2 separate regions of the Homo sapiens genome follow, and region 1 is linked to region 2. A link is a loop called in an ENCODE intact Hi-C map of the cell type or tissue named here. Cell type or tissue: GM12878. All regions are shown on one strand. Links, peaks and the distances in the headings refer to the core of each region. The heading gives the core; the rest is flanking DNA.

What was found. Hi-C counts contacts between places; a loop is a spot of excess contacts. Peaks named below come from ENCODE experiments on the same cell type or tissue, not always from the same donor. Only the 100,000 strongest peaks of a DNase experiment are listed, where the experiment ranks them.
Region 1: it touches region 2 in a loop (4-fold over the local background); 2 of 110 quality-filtered maps call a loop at or near these places.

The regions. Positions count from the first base shown.
Region 1 is chr13:79,386,966-79,395,402 of GRCh38, reverse strand. All of the region lies in intron 1 of RBM26 (RNA binding motif protein 26), which reads left to right. It also overlaps the pseudogene RNA5SP33. Among named protein-coding and RNA genes, the nearest start is that of RBM26, 15 kb to the left of the region's middle. RefSeq lists enhancers at 2,087-2,136, 2,147-2,206. In GM12878, for the core only: a CTCF peak has its summit at 3,928 (motif pointing right); no DNase peak of the experiment used is centred there; H3K4me3 peaks cover 1,242 bases; H3K27ac peaks cover 3,359 bases.
Region 2 is chr13:78,988,922-78,997,358 of GRCh38, reverse strand. No RefSeq gene overlaps it. Among named protein-coding and RNA genes, the nearest start is that of LINC00331, 150 kb to the right of the region's middle. In GM12878, for the core only: no CTCF peak of the experiment used is centred there; a DNase peak (open chromatin) is centred at 3,348.

The DNA of each region.
Region 1 (8,437 bases), core at 108-8,107, 400 kb before region 2:
TGATTCAGATTTTTTATTTCTGGATTTTCCCATTTGGCTCTTTTTAATAGTTTCTGTGTATTCACTGAAGTTCCCCACCTCTCCATGCATGTTGTCCACATTTTCCAGTAAATTCTTTAGCATTTTTATCATTATTGTGAAGTCCCCGTCTAATCTATTATCTGGACAGTCTCTGAGTATGTTTCCATTGACTGTTTCGTCTCATGTAGATCACATTTTCTTACTATTTTGTGTTCCCTTTAGTTGGTTTTATGCTAGATCTTTTGTGTAAAAGGACTGTAGAGACTGAAGTAAATAAGATTTATTTTCAGTAAGGGGGCATGCCTTTTTTTTGTTAGGCCACTTGAGTGGAGGCTGAGTCAGTTGCCCTGTAGTCTGATTGGTTCTGGGCTTTGTAACAACTTTCGTTTGATTCAGTTCACCATTGGCTTCAAATGCTTTGAGGGCAGAATGAGAATTTTCCCTTTGGGGCTGGGTGCCGTGGCTCACACCTGTAATCCCAGCACTCTGGGAGGCCAAGGTGGACGGATCACCTGACATCAGAGGTTCAAGACCATCCTGGCCAATGTGGTGAAACCCCGTCCAAACTAAAAGTACAAAAATTAGCCGGGTGTTGTTATGGGTGCCTGTAATCCCAGCTACTCAGGAGGTTGAGGCAGGAGAATCGCTTGAACCCAGGAGGCGGAGGTTGCAGTGAGCCAAGCTGGTGCCACTGCACTCCAGCCTGGGCAACAGAGCGAGACTCTGTCAAAAATAAAAATAAAATAAAATTTAGCTAATTGCTACAAGGGGGCTGGACTTCCTTTTGTTCAAATATGACCTTGAAGGTCTTGATGCATGTTGAGAAAGGCACGGAATAGAGAAATGGATGCTACAGAAGGAAGTTGGGAGGAAGCAAGAGAAATACTCATGGAAAGCCTTTATATGCTTCCAAAAACGGCACTTTGATTCCAGAGGGCAACGTTTATTTGCCCTCTTGACAGAAAGTAGTAACCTCTAGAGGACTTAGGGCTTGAGGTAAGGACTCGCAAATGGCAGAAGAATTTCTCTTCCTACCAAAGGGGTGCTAACTCAAAAAGCAAGTAGGTGGAATCATTGAAGGGCCAGAGTGAGCCTTTATGGAGGTTGACAAACTGCTTCAAAAGCCACCAGAAAACTCAGCCATGGGGCTGGAATGGAAAGCATATGGTAAGTCGTAAGGAGCTAGCAGAGCGGCAGTTCCAGTTAGTGTTTGTCCCCACAATGTGCCAGCAGAGGGGAAGGTTGGAGGTCATTTGAGCTGGTAGGGTAAGAACAAGTACAAATCTCAGGGGATATCTGCGGGGGATCCCGGCTTTGCTACTGTGTAAACACAGTAAAAGCCGCAGGCGCACAAATAATAGGAAGTGTGTGTTTAAGAAGTCACGTGGCATGTAGAGTGAAAACAGAGAAGCAGACTTGCCCCCAAGGTGAACAGTCCAGCACGTGCACAAAGCCATTTCAGAACACACACACACAAAAAGAATAGGCAGTGCAGCTTCTTGGAGAAAAGCTGATTTTAGTTGAAAAAACAGGAAACCCCAAGCACTGCACGGTTTTAGGCTTTAACCCTATCATTCTCGTGAGCCTCCTGCCCAGGAGGGCCATTAGTGCCTCAGGTCCACTCGGTGCAGACCCCAAGGTCCTTCCCACCCCCACAAGGTGATCTCAGTGGTCATACGGGGGGAGGAGAGCCACTTGTGACCAAGAGGAATTGTTCTGAGGGTTGATTAGTAAGCCAGACAGCGAATGGGAGAAGAAAACTGTATGGGGGTTGAATGTCTCCAGCCGAAGATGGTACTGTGTACAGGTCTCTTACAAGTAGGGAATGTACTCAAGTCATGCGGAACTGATGTATGTTACCTGCTGCAAATCCATATGGATCTGCAGCAACCTCACTTCTTGTCTCAGAAGAAAGAATTCGACCGAGGAGACATAAGGCAGAAGGAGAAACTGAGGCAAGTTTTAGCGCAGGAGTGAATGTTTATTAAAATGCTTTACAGCAAGAATGAAAGGAAGTAAAGTACACTTGGAAGAGGGCCAAGTGGGCAGCTTGAGAGATCAGATGCCCCTGGTTCCAGGTTTTTGAATTGCTGGGGAGATCTTTGTTCTTAACTCCTACCTCCTGCCTTTATGACTTTTGGAACTGTTTTTCAGCATTGTTGCTCCTTTCCTTGTCTTTTGAATGGTAACCCACCCAAGAATGCCTCAGAGGGGTTTCACTCAGCCCTTGTGCTCTACACTCAGACTTTGTTAGCTGGAAGCTAGTAGTTCCTTGGTAATCTCTTGTAGTTCTTCCTTGCTCCCAGAATTACTCATGAGTCTTTGGTTAGTAAGTGTTGATGAGTGGCTGTAGACTCACTTTGTGGCTTGTGGTACTTCTGATTCTAATCTCTCGACAGCATGTGTATATGACTGCTAAAAGATGATTTAAAGTTTCGCTGGTTTCTCTGTACCTCCATCTATGGAGTCAGATTTTTCTTCCTGACTTTCCACCAGGAATGAGAGTAAACATGAGTTTCTTTGCTCTTCTGAAGAGTTTGTCACTTTCTAGAATATAGTTAGTTCATTTACAGATTTTTTTTTTTTTTGGTCTTCTCAAGCTTGTTGGGTTTTAAAAAATACTACAGTTTTGTAGTTAAAGCGGCTTGTTTCTTGTTGGGGTGAGAGCAGTGGTCTCTTGTGATGTTCCACATCCAGCCCGAGGTGGAATGGCTAACATAGTTTTAATGTGTGTTTGTTTTATAAAAGTTAGGTTGAAAAATTTTTCCTATGTTTATTTATATATATAAATATATATAAATTATATATGGATAACATATTTTACATATTAATTATGTTTATATATAATATATAACATATAATTATATAACTAATATATTAGAATATATGTGATTTATGATGTAACCATTACATATATAGTACATAATACTTACATAATTATTGTATATAATATATAATGCTCCAGAGATTAATTTAATAATTTAAGAAAGTAAGCTTTTTTCCTAAAAAGTAATGGTTACATCATAAATAATATATAATGTAATTATATATAATTACTAATTATATATTACCGTTATACAATTAATTATATATTTTATATATAATTAATATATAATTATATAATAATTATGTATTATTGTATAATATATAATTATATAATAATTATGTATTATTGTATAATATATAATTATATAATAATTATGTATTATTGTATAATATATAATTATATAATAATTATGTATTATTGTATAATATATAATTATATAATTATGTATTGTATAATACATTATTATATAATTATGTATTATTGTATAATACATAATTATATAATAATGTATTGTATAATATATAATTATATAATAATGTATAATATATAATTATATAATAATGTATTGCATAATATATAATTATATAATAATTATGTATTCTTGTATAATATATAATTATATATAGTGTTACGTATTATATATTTTTTCCTGTTGATTGTTCATACACTCCCTAGTTTTTCTGATACATTGTTGGTTTCTTAAAAAGTTGATTTGTAGGAGCTTTTCATGTATTAGGGAAATTGTGATATGATCTGCAACTTTCTCTTTCCCATACTGACATTTATGTTTTGATTCTGCTTATGGTAATTTTTCTAATATAGAAATGCTTCGGCTGGGTGCGGTGGCTCACGCCTGTAATCCCAGCACTTTGGGAGGCTGAGGTGGGTGGATCATTTGAGTTCAAGAGTTCGAGACCAGCCTGGCCAACATGGTGAAACCATGTCTCTACTAAAAATATAAAAATCAGCCTGGTGTTGTGGTGGGCGCCTGTAATCCCAGCTACAGGGGAAGCTGAAGCAGGAGAATTGCTTGAACCCAGGAGGTGGTGGTTGCAGTGACGCTAGATGGCGCCACCGCACTCCAGCCTGAGCTACAGAACAAGACTGTCTCAAAAAAACACACACACAAAAAGAAATGCTTCATTTTATGTAGTTGAATTTATCCTTTATTTCATGGGGTTTGGATTTTCTATTGTAGTCATAGTCAGAAAAACTTTCCCTATTTTGAGATGAAGTTACTGCCAGTGATATTATAGCGAAAGCTATCACTAGTTGTGCTTACTGTATGCCAGCATACTAATTGGGTTACCAGTCAATTAATGAACTCTAATTGACTATATGCGTGCTACAAATCATACTGTGACTTACCACGAGAAGTCAGTGAGGCAAAATGGAAACCAGTCACTGTATTTTCTCAAGTAGTATCATCCATGTCCTTTATGATCTTATTTTTAAAGAAAATCCAGGTATGAAGTATGGATATAGCCTTATTTATGTATTTTTATTCAGATGCACACAAAGTTATCTCTATAAAACTTGACTGCATAATCCATGTTTTCCCAGGGATTTGAGATGCAACCTTAAATAGATACTAAGTTCTTATGTGTATTTGGGTTTATTCTAGACTTTTTATATATTGATCTATATCTTTTACACTATTCTCTTATTTTTGGTGATGAAAGGCTAGTCCTCTGTCAATAATGTTCATTTTTAGAATTTTCCTGCCTGGTTTTCCTTGACTGCCCTTGCCCTACAACTTTATTTTGAAAATTTTGAATATACAGAAAAGTTGAAAGAATTTTACAGTGACATACCCGTCATTGAGATTCTACCATTAACATTTTAGTGTGCTTGTCACTATTATCCTTTGGTTCATTTCAGAGTAAATCGCAGATGTCAGTGCACTTACCCCTAAAGCATGCATACCATGCTTTACTTCAGTACTTTAGTTTTATTTTAATTTTAGAATACAGATACAATCAAGTGCACAGATCTTAAGTGTACCATTTTATAGTTTTTACAAGTGTATACATTTTTGTAACCCAGTCACCTGTTAAGATAACATTACCCTTGCCCTGGAAAATTTACTCATTTCTTTTCCCATGCCCCCACCTACCTCTAGAAGAAAGCAGTGTTCTGCCTTTTTTACACTATATATTAGTATTACCTGTTGTAGAACTTTTCTGTCAGTGGAATCAGAGTATTATTTTGAGCAAGGCTTTAATGTGCCTGAGATTTATCCATATTATTGCATATATCTGTAGTTTGCTTCTTTGTATTGCTGAGTAGTATTCTGTTGTCAGAATCATGGTATATACAGTAGTTAACAATAATAATGCTCTCATTATTGTTAATTTGACACAATTTCTTAAGTCTTACTAATTAAAAATAGTACATGATGGTTCTAATAAAAATTTAAACAGTGTAGAAATAGAAACCAAAAATCAGTCTTCTTATTCCTTTCTGATTCTCATATATAAACTTGTAAACATATATCTGTAAAAATATGCATGTGCCACCTATTGATGAATATACATGACTTTTTTTCATAGATAGAATCATTTATATGTTGCTACTACAACTAGTATTTCCAGTAACACTGCACATCATCCCATAAAAGTATACTGTTAGGTAGATTCCTATTCTTTCCAGTGGTTCCATAGAATTCCATTATGTGAGTGTATTGCACTTTGTTTAAATAGTGCTTTATTTATGATGTAATTATTACTTTTTAGGGGAAAAAAGCTTATTTTCTTGAATTATTTAAGTACTTCCTGTATGTAGTCAAGGAAAACTTACCAAAAGACTTTGACTTGAAAAGCAAAATCCTCTTTACGTTTCCCATCCTTGAACTTTTACTGTTAATATGTAGTTTTTATGCCGTTACAATGGCTGAAATCCAGTGTTTTTGCATGACCAAATCATCTACGGCCATACCACTCTGAACACCCCTGATCTCATCTAACTTGGAAGGCAAGCAGGATTAGGCTTGGTTAGTACATGGATGAGAGACTATAGTTTATGTAACCATTCTGTTCTTATTTGTCATTTAGGTTGTTTGCTTTTTTCTTTGGCTTTCCAAATAACTATTTTTTTTCCCGTTTCTTTTTTTCTTTAACAACGCAACTAGTACACTGTTTTTGACTTTTTAAATAACTCTGCAATGAACATCTTCCTCTATGTGTATGTTTGCTTTATTCTCATTAGTAGAAGTTATTTTCTAGAAGTCAGCTAATGCTGCTGTTGGAGGCTTTCTTAGTATTAAGTATACTTTCTTGGTTTAAATCTAGTACTTCAGAGGAACTTGTTTTATGATGTTATGTATTGCATTATAAGTAGTTCCTCATTTTGTTTTTTGTTTCAAAGAGCCATTTTAAAAGAAGTTACGGGAGATAGTGTGTCAGTGTAAATTCTAGCCTACTTTTGAGTTCTGTATATCTCTGCTCCATACATTCTGCAATTATTTATTTTCCATTTTACAGGCAATTTAAAAGTTGATAAAAAAATTTATAAAATCTTAAATGAAGTCACTTATAAATGAAAAGTGTTTGAATGATTATAGATTCCACATAGCATTAATATATACTTCAGCCGGTCGTTTATTTGTTGCTCCTTGTAATAGTTATAAATGCAATAACAGGTACTTTGAGGCCTGTAACTTGTGATCTTTTTTGGACATATTTTGTAAGAAATTGTCATTGTGACGTTTCTTATTTGTTACTATTACTTTCTTTAATGATCTCAAGTGCTTATCTTACCTTTTTAAAAAGTTTAATTTTTTATAGTAGCAAGCAGACTGAAATAGGTAGAACTTATTTTTGAAAACTGCTTTATAAACTTGCAGTTACCAGTCTCTAAAGTTGTTAATGCACTTACCTAAATTGAATCATGTTAAGTTTGGATGCCTGTGATGACATTAAACAGCCAAATTGGAGGAACAGTTAAGTTCTGTGAGAATACATGAAGTTTGGAGGAATCGTGAGTATACATTGTGATTAGGAAAAGGCTCTTGAATCCACCTAGCCTCTGTGGGTTTCAGATGTAGAGAAAGTTTTATTGCTATACTGAAGTGATTGGACAATTTTGGAGCTATATTATGAGATGTGGGGAAGGTTAAAACAGGAGTTACTTGATCCAGTCTCTTTTTAAGAATGTTGCTTGCTGGGCGAGGTGGCTCACGCCTATAGTCCCAGCACTTTGGGAGGCCCAAGTGGGTGGATCACCTGAGGTCAGAAGTTCGAGACCAGCCTGGCCACCATGGTGAAACCCCATCTCTACTTAAAATACAAAAATTAGCCAGACGTGGTGGTACATGCCTGTAATCCCAGCTACTGGGGAGGCTGAGGCAGGAGAATTGCTTGAACCCGGGAGGCGGAGGTTGCAGTCAGCTGAGATCGCCACTGCATTCCAGTTTATGGCATGTAGAGGTTTGATTAGATAAAACGTTTTGAAGACAAAGGAAGACTAGTTAGCTATTTCTTAGTCTAGTTTAAGAGTGAGTTGTGAAATGCCTGAATTTAGATTGCTATAATGTTGGTAATTAGAAGCTCCTTCTCAATACATTGTGATTTGTTCTAGGGAAAAGGCAGGCATAGTTATCTGTAATACCAATGGGAGAAACAGTCAAACATACCAGTAGTTGCTATGTAACAGTGGTAGAAACAATGTACAGAAATTATATAGGTCTGGCAATTTAGGAGAAATACACAAAATGTTTCTATTAAGTAGAATTTATTTATGCCTTCTAAGGGCTCAAAATTTGGTCATGAGTGCTGAGGAAATGGGATTCTGTGACTCTTTAGAAAGACATAAAGAAAAAAAATTCTCTTGAAGATTCTAATGCTATGTACTAAATTATTTTGAAATTCAGTTAACTAAAAGTTACTGGAATGGGAAGGGAGAAAGAGCGCAAGGTGGTGAAAGCCAAATATTTTTTCACAAAAATGACCCACTTTTTCAGATCGTATGGTTCAGTGCCTTTTTTTTTTTTTTAAATGAGTAAACTAAAGCCTAGAGAAATAAAATGCTAACGCAGGATTATATAACTAGTGAATAAAGCAGAAATAACACCAGACTGGAAATCTGAAAATTGTTTTTTGGAGTACAGTTCAGTGCTTTTCTTCAATACCAGACTGCTTCATGGAAAGGCTAACAATTTGGCTTGGGACAAAGTAGGTTTGAAAGGTAATATAGGACTTAAAATATAGCAACCAGAATTTAACTAAAGTATATTTTTAGGGGTGATTATAGGCATTTTTTTTTATCATAGTTCATTATTTAGTAATCCCTTAACGATTGTTAGGGTGCTTGGCAGGTTAATAAAGTGTGTCTTATTTGTAATTATATTTATTTGTAATTATTTCTAGTTTGGCAAGTCAGCTGTTAGATGAAAAAACTGAAGCTTAGTTTGCTTAGTCTTAAGATTCATGACCGGAAAAGTGTCCATAATAATTTCTCATTTTTAAAGATAAATTTTGGCATGACTGTGGTAACCGTATCAGAAAATTTTGGTAGCAATGTTAGAGAAAGACTTAGAAGTGAATCTCTAACATATATAACCACACAGCATTAGCCAGACCTTTTAAAGAA
Region 2 (8,437 bases), core at 331-8,330:
ATATTTTAGCTACTGCAAAGGCAACTGGCAATAAACCCAAAGAACTTAAAAGTTACATCACTGGGATTGACATATTAGCATCTTATGATCACCTTTATAGATGCCATGTATTATGAGAGGAATCTTTGGATAAGCATTTTCTGCTGACCTATATGAGAAGCAAAAATGAGTAGAACATCTGAATAAAGTTTATGAATGTTGAAAACTTATTTTTACATATTTTTGTCTTATTTCATTACTAACTTTACTCGAAGGAAACTTGCATCTGCTAATGAGAAGTTTACTCCCAGCATGATTATCTCATAGCTACAAGATAATCATGTATATTTTCTAATTCATTTCCCAGAATTTATCTAAATTGAATCATTGGTTTCATCATGTTTTTTCACATTGAACCAAAATGAGGAAATTTGATTAAGAATCTTGAACATCATAAAATATGAGATTAGTATACACCGTTTAGAAATAAAGAGGACACTTTTGAGAATAAAAGGAGTGTTACTTACAATTATGTCCAAACACTAGAGCTAAACCAAGACTGTTCAAATAAACTGGGACATCTTTTCACTCTAACATTAGAGTATGTATATTCTGTAACTCTCTCTTGAATTATTTCCTACTTTTTCTGAATTATGTAACCTGCAGTGGGTCCCTAAAAAAAAAAAAAGGTAATGGTAGGTAACATTTTTGGAGTCCTAATATGTTTAAATATATATTTATTCTACTCTCAGACCCCACTGAGAATGCTAAATAATACAAAATTTAGGGTTTATGGTCATTTTGCCTTAGAATTTTGAAAGCAATTTTTCCTCTTCTTCTAGTCTCCAATATTGCTTTTGGGAAATTCAATGCCATTCTAATTCTTTATTCTCTATATGCGATCTATTGTTTTGTCCTAGGTTTTTTTCTTATCCCTTTTTTTTCTTTCCTTTCTTTCTTTCTTGAAGTATTTAAGATATTGTGTTTATCCTCAGTGTTCTGAAAATTCATGATAATGTGCCTTGGTAATGCATTGGTTTGGTCTCTCTTTTTTATTAATTGGGCTGGGTACTTGCAATATTCTTATAACCAGGAGACAAATGTCTTGTCTTTCAGTTCTGAATGTTTTTCCTGTTATTTCTTAGGTACTTTCATTTGCTCTATTTCTCTTAATCTCTCTAGACCTTCTATTAATAAAATATGGTGTCTTCTCATTTGACTAATTTTTAAAATTTGTACACTTTCCATTTCTTTGTGTTTTTTTGATATACTTTGAGGACTTTTTCTTACCTTTATCAACCTTTCTGTCAAATTGTCATTTTGCCTTTCTTATTCTTAATTTATAATAGCTCTTTGTGATTCTCTGATAGTTTCTTTTCACAGCACCCCGTTCTTGTTTTATGAACACAATACCTGTTGTTAACTCTCCAAAGATATTTTTAATTCTTCTGTTCTCTGTGTTGTCTTTCTGCTCTGAATTCTTTTCTTGTATTATTGTTTTATAATATTTTCATAATGGAGGCTTTAACCCAATGCCCAGTGATCCCTCGTTGCTTGTTAAGGTTTATGAATGAGGCATTAAAAGCAGATTGGAGGCTCCAAATTTGTGGATGGGACTTGTGCACCTAAGGGCTTGACTGTGGGCTCAACAGGAAGCAACATGACCCTTTCACTGGAAGATCTCTAAAAGTCAGACCAGTTCCACTACAGAAGACTCCTTCAGCTTCCTGCTGGTTGGTGGGGGTATTCTACGAGCCTGCTTTCTCTTAAAGGAATTATTCTGTTATCAGCTCCACACCCCAATCCTGACCGCCTTTGTTTCTATTCTACCTGAATCTGGGAACACTCTGCCCAGTTTCTCCCAGAAAATAAAACTCCAATCTCCTTGGGAGATTCTATGACCATACGTACAATTTTAGCCCAAGCATGTCTTTTTGGCTTTGTACCCATCAGATACCTGATGTTTCCAGTGCAGAATCTCTCAGGGGTTTATTGGGCAATCTAGCTCATCTGTGTTGCTGCCCGCCCTGTGCCAGCAGGTATGTTCTACTTCTACTCTGCTCTACCCTACTCTACTTCCACTCTGGTAAGTCTGTTACCCCGTGGGTTAAATCCATTACCCTCCATCTACTTCCTATCTTTAAAAAATATGATAAAATCTCTCTTCACATTTTTATAATTTCAATATCAGTGGGTAATATGCTCTAAAAATCAGGTCTTGCTCTGATTACTAAATTCAGTGGATGAACAATGCAATGGGTTGGATATCTGCTGATGGCCAAATTTCAGCCATTGTTTCAAGACAACTGAAAACACGGAGTTCAGGCAAAAATTCAGATCTGAGATCTGAAACCAAATACTTTTAACTTCACAAGATCCTTGCTGACGTATCAAAGCAGGCAGCTCCGGCAAACAGGATGTTGCGTATCTTGAATCAGAAAAGAAATTGGAAAAGAGGTGGTGAGTTTGCAGAGAAAAAAAACTAAGTAAAATACAGACCTGCAGTGTTAGCAATTGACATTTAAAAAAAAAAACTTAAATGATGAGCTTGTAGTTTTAATATCACTGCTCTATCCAACCCTCTGAATCTTTTTATCATACCTAAAGAATTGTTCATTTATCTTTCAGGAATACATTAGAGTAGGAGACTTTTCCCATAGGCAAAACCATTATACATATTTGCAAATGTCTTACATAATGATGCAAATACTATGCACAGAGATGTTTTGATGAAAGGTAGAAACAATGCAGCAATTTTCATTTCATTTCATTAGCTATCATAGCTCCAAGTAAAGAGAGTTTTCTTTGTTGTTTATGCTTTTTCAAATGTTAAAAACGCGGATATTTAGAATTCATGGCACTGCCTGTAAAGAGAAAATCAAGTTATCTGATGGAAAATATTTGTTTCTGATCTGATGGAAAATAGATGTTTCATCTCATACTCATATTTGTGGTTACTATTTCTAGTAACTTTATTTAAAATATCTGCTTATTCAGAAATTATAGCTAGGTTTTTATTGGATTTCAAAACTATTTCCAATATATTGTAGAGAGAAAAATATGTATATGTCAGCTGCAGATACAAAATAAAGAGTTGTCTTCTTATTTCTCTTATTTTGGTCAACTCAGGTTTAAACTTTTATTTTTGCAGCAGAAGCTTAAATACAATTACTTACATTGGACCTTAGCTGTCAATGTGAAAAAATAAACAAAAGTCCCAGCCATTTAGTGCCTGCTTTGCATCTACATAAGAATTCCCCTTTCAATACACCCCTGCTCCTGGCAGCTTATTATGGCCATTGTTTAATTTGTGCTCTGTTTTTACAGATGACACTTGTACAGGTCCCTTGGGGCAGCTGATAGAAGTCAGGCTCATCTCTTTCCCTTGTGTCAATTCTTTTGTGAACCTTTATAATTAGCCACTTAACAAATTGAGGGAAATGAACCTTCAGCTGCAAAGTATATTCTGAAGTTAAGTCAACCATATGACAGGCAAAACCGATACACGAAAATCTCCTTAACTCAATTGTTGAGTTGCCTCAAGGGTTAAGAGGGATTCTACCAGTAATAGCCTAAAAGAGAGGCATTAGGAGCAATGTTTTTGATGGTTCTCTACCTAAATGCCTCTTAGCCTTCTCAAGAAACAGCACATATTAGAAAAAGGGACGTATTTAAAAGCATTTTGGCTACTTCTTTTTTAAATCTTTTGTTTGGCAGGAGAAAAATGTCAAAAGCCTGATTTTTGAAAGAAACAAGATCTCTAGGCTTCAACCTTACAGGTTAAATGCAAATAAATAAAGTTTACATCTTCTGGGCTGAAGTATTTGCGTACTGAAAATGATATAATGTAGATTAAGATATTAATGAATTTGTTTTCAGAATCTGTAATAGGGACCCTAAGAGCAGGGTGCTATCATTACAAACTCTTCCCTTTTTATTACTAATTAGACTTCTAAATGTGAGTGTAAATGTACCTCAGAGAGTATGTATTAAAAAGTTGCATATGCATAAGAGATCATTTCAAATTCATTTTCCAACAAAAACTTCAACTTTGATATTTTCTCATGTTCCCATTTATATCACATTAACGTAATCTTTTGTATTTAATTTATAAATTCCGTTGTGATCATTCAATCAAGGTATTTACTTTGGGGAACTATCTGATATCTTAATCCCCAGTTCAACAACCAACAGTCAAGTATTATCTATTTAATGTATCCAATTATTTATCAGTGATTCTTTTTCAAGTTATACGTGTATTTTCTCAAAAGTGTATAATAAAATATATCTGGTTTAGTGGCATACCCAAATCAAAAATATATATGGTACCTTTTATGCAGAGCTGGGGAGATATAAGTGAGGGTTTAGAGTATTAGAAGATCAAAAATTTTAATATGCTGTGTAACATTAAGATACTAGAATTCTTTGTATCTTGAGAATAATAAAACAGAGCACAATAATATTTTTGTATTGGTCAGTGAGATTAAGAAAAAAAGACAAAGTTTCACTTCACATAAGCTCAGAGTGTTACTGTAAACAAAACCTTTATTTTTATTATGATATAGATCTCAAATATCTTAATTATAGCTTATAGCAACCTGTCATTTGTTTTGTAGACTATCAAATTGTCTGTAGTCTATTGAAGTTATGTTTGATATTGCTCAATGAAGGCTGCATCTATAGTAGGACTGTTAATTTATGCATGTCTATCTTTTTAATAGATGATATGATGAGAAGAACCCCTTATTATATAATCGACAGTATGTCAGGCACTGTTCTAGGCACTTTACACGTATTAATTCATGCATTCCTCATTGAAACCCTATTGAGGGTATGTGATACGGTTTAGCTGTGTCTCCATCCACATCTCATCTTGAATTCCCATGTGTTGTGGGAGGGACCAGTGGGAAGTAATTGAATCATGGGGCAAGTCTTTCTCATGCTGTTCTTGTGATAGTGAATAAGTCTCACAAGATCTGATGGTTTTAAAAGGAGGAGTTCTCCTGTGCAAGCTCTCTCTCTTTGCCTGCTGCCATCTATGTAAGACACGACTGGCTCTTCCTTGCCTTCCAGAATGATTGTGAGGCTTCCCCAGCCACGTGGAACTTTAAGTCCAATTAAACCTCTTCCTCTTGTAGATTGCCCAGTATGTCTTCATCAGCAGCGTGAAAACAGACTAATACAGTGAATTGGTACTGAGAGTGGGGCATTGCTGAAAAGATACCCGAGAACGTGGAAGCAACTTTGGAACTGGATAATAGGCAGAGGTTGGAACAGTTTGGAGGGCTCAGAAGAAGACAGAAAAATGTTGGAAAGTTTGGAACTTACTAGAGACTTGTTGAATGGCTTTGACAAAAATGCTGATAGTGATATGAACAGTAAGGTCCCAGCTGAGGTCGTCCCAGATGGAGATGAGGAACTTGTTGGGAACTGGAGCAAAGGTGACTCTTGTTACATTTTAGCAAAGAGACTGGTGGCATTTTGCCCCTGCCCTAGAGATTTGTGGAACTTTGAACTTGGGAGAGATGATTTAGGGTGTCTGGTGACAGAAATTTCTAAGTAGCAAAGTATTCAAGAGGTGACTTGGATGCTGTTAAAAGTATTCAGTTTTATAAGGGAAACAGAGCATAAAAGTTTGGAAAATTTGAAGCCTGAAAATGCGATAGAAAAGAAAATCCCTTTTTCTGAGAAGCAATTCAAACTGGCAGCAGATATTTACTTAAGTAACGAGGAGTCAAATGTTGATCCCCAAGACAACAGGGAAAATGTCTCTAGGGCATGTCAGAGGTCTTCATGTTAGCCCCTCCCTTCACAGGCCCAAGGCCTAGGAGGAAAAAGTGGTTTCATCGGCTGCATCCAGGTTCCCCATGCTGTGTGCAGCCTAGGGACTTGGTGCCCTGCGTCCCAGCTGCTCCAACTGTGGCTGAAAGGGGCCACTTCAAGTCCAATTAAACCTCTTCTTTTGTAAGTTGCTCAGTCTTGGGTATGTCTTTATTAGCAATGTGAAAATGGACTGATACAGTATGAGATAGGTACTCTTATCATTCCCACTTTACAGATGAGGAAACTGAGACTAGGGAGGACAAGGTCACATGAGCAGAAAGTGGCAGCACTGGAATGTGAACCTGAGAGCCTGGCCCCAGAGTCTGTGCTCTCGACCACTGGGCTATGGTAATTCATTTCCCTGATGTATTAATAGCTCTGCTGATCAAACTGTGTTTAGTATCACATAATTAGCTCCAGAAACCCCTATAGCAGTTCTCCTTGGTTAGAAACATTTTAACCTATCAGAAGCCTTCCTTCCCAAATAGTTGATAAGAATAGATAGCTATTATCCAAGGGTGAAGTCAGCTAGTAGTAATGTGACCATATAATTTATTGTGTCAGCGGGGCACTTTTAAGAAGAAAGTAAGGTGCTGTTAATAATTACACACCTGGGCAACTGACAAAAACTGGGACTGTCCTGATCAAATCTGGGCATATAATCAGCCTAGTAGCATACCTCAAAGTCAGAAGCTCAGCTTTCTTATAATGCAGACAGAAGGACAGGTGGCAATCCTGCCAATTCTCCTGATGGCCTTACAAAATAAGTGCAAATACTATATGAAGATAGAGTCACCTCACTGACCTTCTACTTTGTACATCACAATTCTATTTTAAATTTAGCTTGAGAGTCCTAGGTAGGCCTACCTCTTAGAAATTGTCAAAATGAGCCAGCACTCTGGCCACCCTTAAAAGAAGTCTTAGTCTCTCAGTTTACCAGTGGGAAAACATTTAACAATCTTTGCAGGGTGAGGGGCTCAGGAGGGGGTAGTTATTTGGTCAGTGAATGTCCCCTGCTATCTCCTTGTTAGTATCATCTACCACTCACTGGTCATAGCCTTGGATGATTATCTTAGTCCATTAACTATCATCATAGTCACTAGGTGATAAGGGATACTAAGTACCATTCCCCTCAACTCACTGGAGCTGCTGATGGCTTCGCAGAAAGCAGGATACCTAGTACTTGTTTAACCCTGATTGCTGATTATGCATGCATAAATGAATGAATAAACATGGGGAAAAGACTATTGCCTCCTTGACATTATTAGTAGCAGTAACACACTGAGCTGCTAACAGGATTATAGGTGGTGCTTTCATAGCCTTTCATGTTTAAGGAAATAGGTTATAAAATATTTGAACTGAAAGTCAAGTTGCCCATATAAAATAGAAAATCTACAATATTTATGCCTATGTGGCCTATGTGGCCTATTAGAATAAATTAATTTTGGTGGTAAGGCTGCTAAGACACCTATAATTTGATGATAATATTCCTTATGTTCAAAATGTTGTTCCAACTTTGATGGCTTGAAGAAGGAAAAGTCCAATTCCACAAACAGTGAGCGTGCCTAAAATGTTTCCACCTCTGGACTTTTGTTGGTTCCTCCCTGCTTAGAATGTCTTTGCTGACTTTCCTTGGGACTCAGGTTCAAGTTTAACTTCTTTTGTGGTTGTTTCCTCCATTACCACAATCCATGATAAATTCTCATCCACTGGAATCCTGTAACATATTTTGTCTGTTCCACAGTAAAAGACACAATATGTGCTGCTTGAATTGGTAGGCACATATTTATTTGTATAATAAGTTCTATAATGAGGTTTTCACAGAACAGGTTATGTGTGTGTGTGTGTTCCTGCTTACTGATAGATATTGAGAAGTGTTGCAGGATTAATTATTGCTTTCATTGTAACAAATCATCAGATAGCAATGGTGAGGGAGAAAAATTTTAGCTTACACCTACCTCTAACTATTAGAAGCTTTGTGTATCTACCTAGAAGAACTTAGTAATTGCAAATGCCTAAATGGGCTCAGATAAGTAACAAGACTATTACTAAAAGACACAGGGACTTAGTGTTATAATTTTTATTAATAATGCTATGTGATTGCTCGGTTTATATGTGAGTGCTAGATTTATATAGTTTATTTCTATTAATGGCTGACAGAACATATGCATAAATTATATATATTTACAGCATTTATTATATAAATAAATGCAATCTTTTATAGTAATTCAAGGCAGCATATGTGTTGTTAATCAGAACGACGTGGATAATAGGAAATATAGGAGTGCAGATAAGTGATAGATTACTATGAAGTTTAAAGTTCTTTTCTGCTACTAAAGCAACCTCTAAGGATATAAGAATACCCACTTAATATGAGGGTGAATAATTAATATGAGCTAATAATTTTATACTAATTATAGTGCTAAATATAGCCCTCGGGCTCTAAAAGGATTAAAGGATCTCTATGTGAGTCCAATATACACCAGTACTCAAGTGAAATAATCTGTTTGTTTGTTTGGTTTTTTTTCCCCTTGGCTCTCCAGTTATGCTAGGTAAGAAAGAATAAAAGGATAAACTGAGGCACAAGGATGTGTGTTACTTTCAAAAGGGAAACAGAGAGAGGGTTCCTGATTCC